2 separate regions of the Mus musculus genome follow, and region 2 is linked to region 1. The links are chromatin contacts, found by POLR2A ChIA-PET in ENCODE. All regions are on one chromosome and are shown on one strand. The core of a region is the stretch at or near the end of the contact, and the rest is flanking DNA. Distances in the headings are between cores, read along the strand shown.

Evidence for each region. ChIA-PET counts read pairs that join two places held with the same protein, here RNA polymerase II (POLR2A).
Region 2: POLR2A ChIA-PET joins it to region 1 with 12 read pairs in Patski. The contact joins the promoter of Dpp3 here to the promoter of Rbm4b in region 1. POLR2A ChIA-PET finds 5 or more read pairs at or near these places in 2 of 5 experiments (Patski and embryonic stem cell).

What each region holds. Positions count from the first base shown.
Region 1 is chr19:4,754,194-4,758,770 of GRCm38, forward strand. It overlaps Rbm4b (RNA binding motif protein 4B), which reads left to right and starts at 2,332. Exons shown (of 4, transcript NM_025717.3): 1 at 2,332-2,468; 2 at 3,053-3,476. The coding sequence starts at 3,065. All of the region lies in intron 2 of Gm21992 (predicted gene 21992), which reads right to left.
Region 2 is chr19:4,925,952-4,930,528 of GRCm38, forward strand. It overlaps Dpp3 (dipeptidylpeptidase 3), which reads right to left and starts at 2,336. Exons shown (of 18, transcript NM_133803.2): 1 at 2,269-2,336; 2 at 834-1,108. The coding sequence starts at 1,103. It also overlaps a transcript of Peli3 not described here.

The DNA of each region.
Region 1 (4,577 bases), core at 1,082-3,581:
GGAAGAGAATAGACTATCTACATGAGCTGTGGTAGGAGAGGGTATCTTAAAGAGAACATAAAAGAGAAAGCTTTAGGAAACAATAATTTGGTTACATTAAAAATATTTCCCTCAAAAAACAAAGCTATTAGTGTAATGACAAGATATCTGAACCAAGTAGAAATAGCTACAATATGAGGAAAACTCGACAGCTCAACCCAAAGGCTGAGACCTAAAATCCAGACAGAAGACGGAAAGCAGGAAATGTACATTCGCACAAATGATAAGAACAAGGTATTTTGAAATTCATTAGAAACAAGACAAAAACAAACTACGTCGAGTTGTGAATAAAACTTTACACCTTTTCAACTGACAAAAATTAGAAAAGTTACTACCAGACCTTGGTAATGACAGGAAAAACAGAACAGACAAACATAGTGCCTCTGTGTTCCAAGTGGAGGATATTCTAGCAGGGCTTTTTTCTTTTTTTCTTTTTTTCTGGGAACTTGGTACTACTTACACATGTTAGGGTTTGGTTTGGTTTGGTTGTCTTGGGGTATGGGGTTTTGTTTTGTCTGTTTGTTTGAGACATTGCTTCTCTCTGTAGCCCTTAGTGTTCTGGAAGTTGCTCTTAGACCAGGCTGGCCTCCAACTCACAGAGCCGCCTGAATGTGCTCATCACCACCCAACTCACATAATAAAAAACGATAAAACTGGAGGCTAGAAATGATATCACACACCTGTAATTAACCAGCACTTGGGAGGCTGAGGTAGGAGTGTGAGTTCAAGGCTAGTCTGGATTACACAGCCAGTTCTTGGACAGCCTTGACTACACAGAAAAGCCATGTCTAAAAGAGGCAGGGAGGGAGAAAGGGGGTGAAATGAAATTGTATAGAAAAATGGGAACTGGGCTGGTGAGATGGCTCAGTGGGTAAGAGCACCGGACTGCTCTTCCGAAGGTCAGGAGTTCAAATCTCAGCAACCACATGGTGGCTCATAACCATCCATAGCGAGATCTGACTCTCTCTTCTGAAGTGTCTGAGGACAGCTACAGTGTACTTACATATAATAAATAAATAAATAAATCTTAAAAAAGAAAAAAATGGGAACTGTTAGTAGAGCATTAGTTGTGGAGCCCCCACAAATTTGGGAAGAGATCCCAAAATACAATGTACAAGGTTAGGTGATAGCAGATCCCGAGGAGGTTCCAGGACAGCCAAGACTGCCAGAAAACCCCATCTCGAAAAACAAACCAAAAAAAATTAATTTTAAAAATGTGTAATTACAATTAGACAATGCCTTCTGAAATGAGTGGGAAACATGGATTTGGTAAAGAAATGTTTCCAAGTAGCTTGGGTGCAGGAAGTCAACTCGGGGAACTGATCTCTATACTATTGGAGGAGCTGGTGTTGGAACTACCACAATGGGGAATTGTTTTGACAACAATGGGGATGGTCTAACAACCATCCCGGTGCCTCTTCTAGGAGATGAATTCAATCCCTCAATGTCTGTAAGCCCGCTGCTTTGTGATAGTGATCCACCAAGCTGGTACCCTGCTTGCCACCAGGAGGTGCCCTTGGACCGCAACAGAGAGTCTGGAGCCTGACAATTGCCTGTGCCTCAGGCAGCTTGGGACGGATGCGGAACCCTTGTCACTCATTCCCCAAACCTGGATTCTCCCTGGACCTCTGGACAACGTATTCCTTGGTAATGCTCACCACATTTCAGGAACCAGGATAGACAGATACTACGAGGGAAAGCCAGCCCACGTATATTCATGAATAAACATGACAAAGTATAGTTTGGATAGAGAAATGCCTCCCTCAGACCTAACCTAGTTCTAACCCAGATTATCTTTCTACTCCACTCTCAGTCTCAGCTTCTTCACCAATGAACAACACTATTGCAGTGAAAATTAAATTGTTTTACGGGAATTCTTACCCCTTCCTACCCAAACAAGGGAGAGATTAGGTTAAGATGTGGTAGTGCCTGGGTTTCTGAAGTATCGCTCTCAGCAGCCAGAGGTTGAGAAAACCCCCTTCTAGCGGGCCCAGTGACACAACCCTTTGTCATCAGCCCCCTCGACAGTGCGCCCAATACCACGATCCATTGTGATGCTTAGAGACTCCCCCGGGCCTTACGGTTTTGCCAAGGCAATGGTTGCTTCCTGAGCCCCCTTGACGCGCAAGCCGCGACCCACTCCCAAGGCGGTGATTGGCTAGCCCGGGCTGGGGGCGGGCTGACCTTCGCTCCGCAGTGCCGTCACCACATGACCCCGCCCCCGCACGGGGGGCGGACAGTTGTGTGCGGCCGCAGGATTGGTCGCCCCGCTCCTGCGAGGGGGAGGGGAGGCAGGCAGCGCGCACTCGCGCGTGCGTGAGCTGGCGCGCGAGAAAGCGCCCGGTCGCGCCGAGGCTCGAGCGGCCGTCGCCATTTTGTAGGGTTCTCTCTGACGCGGGACCCGCCGCCACCGCCGGCACCACCCGGAGGTAGGAGAGGATGCTGTGGGTGTGTGGGAAGCCCTGGAGCGGACTGGGCCGGACCTCGGAGGGCCGGGAAGGCTCGGGTTTGGGGCCACTCATCTTCTGAGGAAGGTCCCGGGAAGACAAGGAAAGGAGGCGGGGCCGGGTCTCCGGAGGGGGCGGGGCAGGGGTCGGGCCGAGTCTTTGTTGGGATGTTGCAGCGGAGGTTGGGCCGCTGAGGATAGGGGTCCAGTGTTGGGTGAAAGAGGGCTTTCGTTCTTGGAGTATGGTGGGAGGGGATACCGCGCTGTGGAGAGGTACACAGATTTCCCTCCAAAAACCCGTAACTAGGGACATTCAGATACTTCATGCCTTCCACTTGTCTTTCATCCCTGTGCTAAACCGTGAAGGAGCTAACCTTGTAGAGTCAATGTGCCTGACCTCACGGATATATATCTTAGACCTTGTTGTGCATTCTGACCCCCGACCTTCTGTTGGCATTGTCACACAGCAGTTCCTCTCTCAAAAAGAACTGTGAGGGTCGGGGTGTGCTGTAGTGTCAGTTTCTCACTTCACACCTGACTTTTAAAATCTTGTTTCTTCTCTGCCAGGCTCTTGTCAGGATGGTGAAGCTGTTCATTGGAAATCTGCCCCGGGAGGCCACAGAGCAGGAGATCCGCTCACTCTTCGAGCAGTACGGGAAGGTGCTGGAATGTGACATCATTAAGAATTATGGCTTTGTGCACATAGAGGACAAGACGGCCGCTGAGGATGCCATACGCAACCTGCACCACTACAAGCTGCACGGAGTGAACATCAATGTGGAAGCCAGCAAGAATAAGAGCAAAGCTTCAACCAAGTTACACGTGGGCAACATCAGCCCCACTTGTACCAACCAAGAGCTTCGGGCCAAGTTTGAGGAGTACGGCCCAGTCATCGAATGTGACATCGTGAAAGATTATGCCTTTGTACACATGGAGCGGGCAGAGGATGCGGTGGAGGCCATCAGGGGCCTCGACAACACAGAGTTTCAAGGTGAACTGTTCTGGGGATTGGGTGGCAGACCTTCGTGGAGTCTCTAGCTCAAGGCAGAGGGAAGAACACAAGACCACAGGGCTTCAAGAGTGGCTTCTGCCATTCTTTTAAATGCAAAGAACAGGTTATGTTTACTACTCTTAGCATAATTCACTCTGGGGAAGTAAGCCTTCCCCATTGTATTCGCCAAGCTCCTTCTCCACAACTGCATGGGCTCCTGCCTGCCTGCCTTTGGTCTTCATTCACTTGAGTACTGTCACAAGTCTTAAGTTGCCTAGGCAGAGAAGTAGTTAGGTAGTGTGAGAAGGGCTAGAGGTTAGGACTTTGTTGCTGGTTTGTGGTGGACCCAGAAGCCTTTGAGAGTTTTTACCCTCTGCTGCTTTCGAGGATGGCTGGTGGTAGTAAAGAGGAAAAAGGGAATCTAGAAGAAGCGCAGTATGAGAATCTGTGGTGAGTCTGGTTGGGTAGATGGGTATCTTTGAGGTGTTCAAATTTGTTCAGTCTGTGGGCTACTACAGGCAAAGCCAGGAAACAGGTCATAGGTTCTTCTGCTCCATCTATTACTTTAACAGGCTAGGAAAACAGCTTTTTTTCTTTAGAAATTGGATAGGAATGATGGTCTTGCTTCTAGGGAAATTTCATCAAGGACATTATAGAGCTTATTATATTGCTTATATTGATCATAAGTATTATCACCAGTACCATAGGATCTTGTCTGAAAATACTTGCAATCGTGTTACTATAGTAACCACTAGTTACAAGTGGCTACTAAATTTAAATTAATTCAAGTAAATTTTCAAATTAGATTTTTCCAGTGTGGGCAAGAATGAGAGAATGGCTACTGTATTAGGAAACAGATCAGACCCACATTGCAGGAAGTTCATTGGTTAGTAGTTATCCAAGTCTTTTATTGACACGGTCATGTTGGACCACAAATTCAAGTCTACTTTTCTAGTTCCTAAGTCAACATCTTTTTGTGGCCTAAAAGTTAAATATACAAAGGTCCTCTTATTAGAAAACAATGAATTGGTGGAGAAAAGGTAAACTTAAATCAGAAAAGTGTAAATATGCAAATAGTGATGCTTACTGGAGGCTCACTAT
Region 2 (4,577 bases), core at 1,086-3,585, 170 kb after region 1:
AGATCCTGCCTCCAGGGCGTATACTTTTCTGCTGGTGTCTATGTTTGACACTTGCACATGTACACCCAAGACTGTCATTTCACGTTTTAAAAAAAAGTGAGTTAAGCCAGTGGTGGTTCACCTTTAATCCCAGCACTTGGGAGACAGAGGCAGGTCGATCTCTGTGGTTAAGGCCAGCCTGGTCTACAGAATGAGTTCCAGGTAGTTTAAATGGGGGCCTGATATACTGTGCACATACAAGTATCAGTATCCAATGCACTCACACAGAATGGAAAAGGACCAGCCACAGTGCCTGCCTCTGAAAAGACTGAACAAGTGTGACCTTTTGTGTTTCGTATGTTTCTGAATTGATGCAATATAATAAGATTCAAGTATGGTATTTGGCTAATACATCCACCAACAAGAACTAAGAGACAAACAGAACATTCTACCCTTGGTATCTACCCAGGCTGCCTTCCTCTGTCCCTCAGTATCAGGTGTACAGTCATGGCAGACTGCTAAGAACTATGGTATCTAGGCTGGCCTCAGACTCACAGCAATCTTTCTGCCTCAGCCTCTCACGTATGGGAATTAAAGATGTGTGCCACCATGCCTGGCTTGTTTCCCTGTATCTTGAAGCAGGCACTACACTAATGGCAGACCATATGCACATTCTACAGAAAACAAGCCTGAAGCTACAGGGCTGTGTGTGTGTGTGTGTGTGTGTGTGTGAGCTAGCACCCTTTAGTCTAATCCTCTACCTAGTTGGAGAGAGAGCCCTATGCCCCTTGTTCCTGGTCCTTCGCACATCTCCAGAAGCCCCTCAGAAGCCAGGCGAGCCTGTGAGAACTGACCTGGTACTCTTCTTCAGTAAGACCCTCAGCCAGGGCATGTTGGCGCAGCTGGTCAGGGTCCTGGGCACGGAAGAGGCGGCTAAGCAGGGCATAGATGTAGGGGGCTTCAGGGGATGTCTGGAGCAGCACTGCCAGGCCCCCATACCAAGCAGCTCTAGACAGGTGATGGGCATAGAGGCGCTCTGTGGGTGACAGCAGGCGGAATGCCTCCCTGCAGTCCAGGCTAGACACACCAATGTCATTGGGCAGGATGTACTGGGTATCTGCCATGAGCCCTGCAAGAACACATCACAGTCATCTCAGAGAGCGCAGCATCTTCGCGGCTGCTCTGAAAGCTCATGAGCTAACTAACTTCTTCCATCCAGAAGTCCAGGAGGGAGTAATCCAGTCGCATCCATTCACCTGAAATGCTGGGATTCAAAGACTCAAATACTTGCGGGCCAGCTTTGGCCTGTGGCCTCTCAGACTTAAAATCTGAATCCAATCACTTCATATTACAGATGAGGACACTAAGGCCCAGGATGCCAAGTGTACGAAGGAAGAACCGGCAGAACACAGCCTCATTACTAGACTCCCAGCCCCAGCCACTCCCTGCCTCATCTCCACCTTCTCAGATGTCCTAGTCTCTGTTCAGAATTTCCCAACACCTCTAGCTCATCACAACTGCTGACAAAGGCTTCATGCTGGATATCCACCCCACCGTCCCAACCCCGCTCCACCAAAAGGTCTAAAACCCAGGGCAGCCGCTTCACCTCCCTGCACTGCTCTTTGCTCCTCTGCAACACTGACTGTGAGTATGACACCAAGCTCAACAGCTGGGTATGAAATCCAGGACAGGGATGTGACCCAGTTGGTAGAGTTTGTCTAACCAACAACCAGGCCCAGGGTCAGATTCCAAGGTCAGTCTGGGGTACATAAAACCTTGTCAAAAAATAAATCAAAAACAGCAATGATATTTTGTCCCAGCTTTTCCCTCCTAGCATCTGCCCCAGTCTCATGTCTTTCTTCAGCCCTTCACTATCCTGTTTTCTTCTGTTGCTCTGTTGGGAAGCCATATAAGGGCACAACCCATTTTCCAGATAGGAACCATATGACATTTGGAAAGCAAGCAACTTATCCAAAGCTTTTCAGCTCAGTTGGGACCCAAGGAATTCCGAACCCACCACATTCTCCACGCTCCGCCCCTGGCTAAGGACACGTTTCCACCCTCTGTACTCCTTATTTGCGCGGCTCCGCCCCATCTACCCCTTCGCTCGGAAAGAGGTGTTAACTCTTTACTGCCTGGAAATTCTCCTTGCCCAAAAGCTGGGAGAGATTTGGAAGAGGCACTGAAGGGTGGACAGAAAGGGGATGATCTTGCATGCACAGCCAGGCCTCGCTCTGATCTCCTGAAGATGACACACCGTGACCCCAAAACCAAGGCGCTGTACCTCACCTGCTGCAGCTGCTCCGTTCGCAAACTCACTTCCTGCTTCCGGCTCCCCGCCCCATTCATTGGGACACAAGCCCCGCCCCTACCGACCCGTAGTCGCCCCAGGGATCAGACGGACAGCAGCTACAGCCAGTAGAAGAACCGAAGACAGTTCCTCCCCTCATCTTCTCCCCGCCCCCAAGCGCTACGGGTGGTGCCTGCCTTGCAAGGACCGCGAGGCCTTGGCCTTTTGTCTGCTGGCCCTCACTGCACAGAGGCGTGGCGTAGGGCGATGTTTGGTGAAAAAGTTTGAGTTTCTCAGTACCCCGCGTGGCTGCTGTCGGGTACCGACAGAGGGGACTGACAAGGTCCCCAAACGTGAGAGTTCCTATACATCGGGAGCCTCCACACATGTAGCTGGGAGCCTGCTCTCTTTGGGGTTTCACCTCCAGTGTCCCTACCCTGGATTTGGCAGTTAGGAACCTCCACTTAGAGAAGACTATAATAATGTGGACCCCCTCCTCCCTGGATTTAGGATTTGGAGATGCTATTTGGAGACTACGAAGCTCTTACAAAGAGTGTATGTAGGCTGTGCGAATAGTAGTCCCATCCACCAGTAGTCCCAGGGGTGCAGAAAAATGCTACAGGTGCTCCACTGGGTCGCCATGGAAGCCATCCTTAAAACATTGGGAACCCCAGTTTCCTCAACGCACTTGAAGTCGAGGCCAGCTAGTAGCTGGCACTTTCTTAGTGTGACCACTTGCCAGCTAGAATAGAAAAGCGGTCTCCAGTGACATTGACTGGAGGGCAGCCCAGGATGCAGACAAGCATGTTGTTTACTCTTGGTAGTCAGGGAGGAGTCTTTCTGGGTGACCCATGGCTCTTGCAAGTACTTGCTGACCAGATGTGGTAAGCACTGCAAAGAGCTGGGGCCTGACTTAGGCTGTCTAGGGTTCAATCAGATGTCTGTCTCCTACCAGCTGTGTGACTTTAGATAGCTCACTTCTCTTACTCTGGAACACTGTCAGCTTTACTTCAGGACTAAGTCTACCCAAGGGATGGGCAGCCATCAAGAGGTAGTGCTGTCCCCTAGAGTTGTGTAGGAGGTAGTGTTTCGGGACTGAAATCCAACACACCTTCCTTACCTTGCCTATTTAGAGGGGCCAGAGCAACCATGTGCTTAAGGCCAGCCTTGTCACCACAGCGCTAGTAGCTCTTGGTTCTGATTGGTGAGTGTCATTATAAGGGGGAATTCTGTAAAAATGTGTCCCGAGGAAAGTCCTCTTCTTTCCTTTTGCCTGTTCTCATTGTTTCTAGACGAGGTATAAAGTTGTCTGACTGAGACCCAGTTGAAATGTAAGTGTAACCAGATAGGAAAATAAGGGCTATCCATAGCCACCAAGGGCAAATTCAGGCAAGTGAAGGATCCCAGGGCCCAAGACCCCCAACCAAGCTGCATGGTGTCGTGTTATAACCGCAGTCAACAGGAGTGCATGTTAAATGAAGTCCTTTACCAGCGGCTTGCCATATAGAATTTCATTTAATTCTTGCAAAAACCCTGAGATAACATATCACTGTTGTACCAATTGCACAGGTGAGAGGACCTTTGATTTTATAAGACCTTCCACTATACAGTTTCCACTCCTGCAGCAACACACACACAACACACATTTTCTCTCTCTCTCTCTCTCCTTCTCTTTCTCCTCTCTCTTTTTCACACACACATTCTCTCTCTCCTTCTTTCTCTCACTCACACATATTCTCTCTTCCCCCCACCTCTCTCTCACACGCACACACACACACACCCCACATTCTGTTTTAATGGGTCATGGCTTTTCTGTACGTTTGCATCCATCTGGTAATGAAAATACTTTTTGTTTTTGTTTGTTTGAGACAGGGTCTTGCCATGTAGCCCAGGCTAGCATTGAACACAGCCCTCCTTCCTTAAAGCCTACCAAAACGCTGGAATTACCAGCACATGCCACCATGCTTGGCTTTAGAGATTGTCATTCCATTGAACAATCCTGGAATCTGAAGCTCCGAGCTCTGGCTTCTACCACCAGCCTGAGTTCTTCCTAGAGCCCAGTCAAGTACGTTTTGTTGGTTCTTTCTCCCAGAGTCTGAGATTCAACACCAGAAATGAGATCGGAATGTGTTCCCGTGCCTGGACCCCAACATGATTGTTAGCAAGAACTGGGTAGAGTTCCATTTCCAGTGTTTCGTGGAAGGGTTGAAATATCCCCAACAGTTCTGCCATGCTTCGCACTGTAGCCATATGACACTTTGACTACCCTTTGGTGGCTCCCTATCAACAGCCCATCTGGTCTTTATGG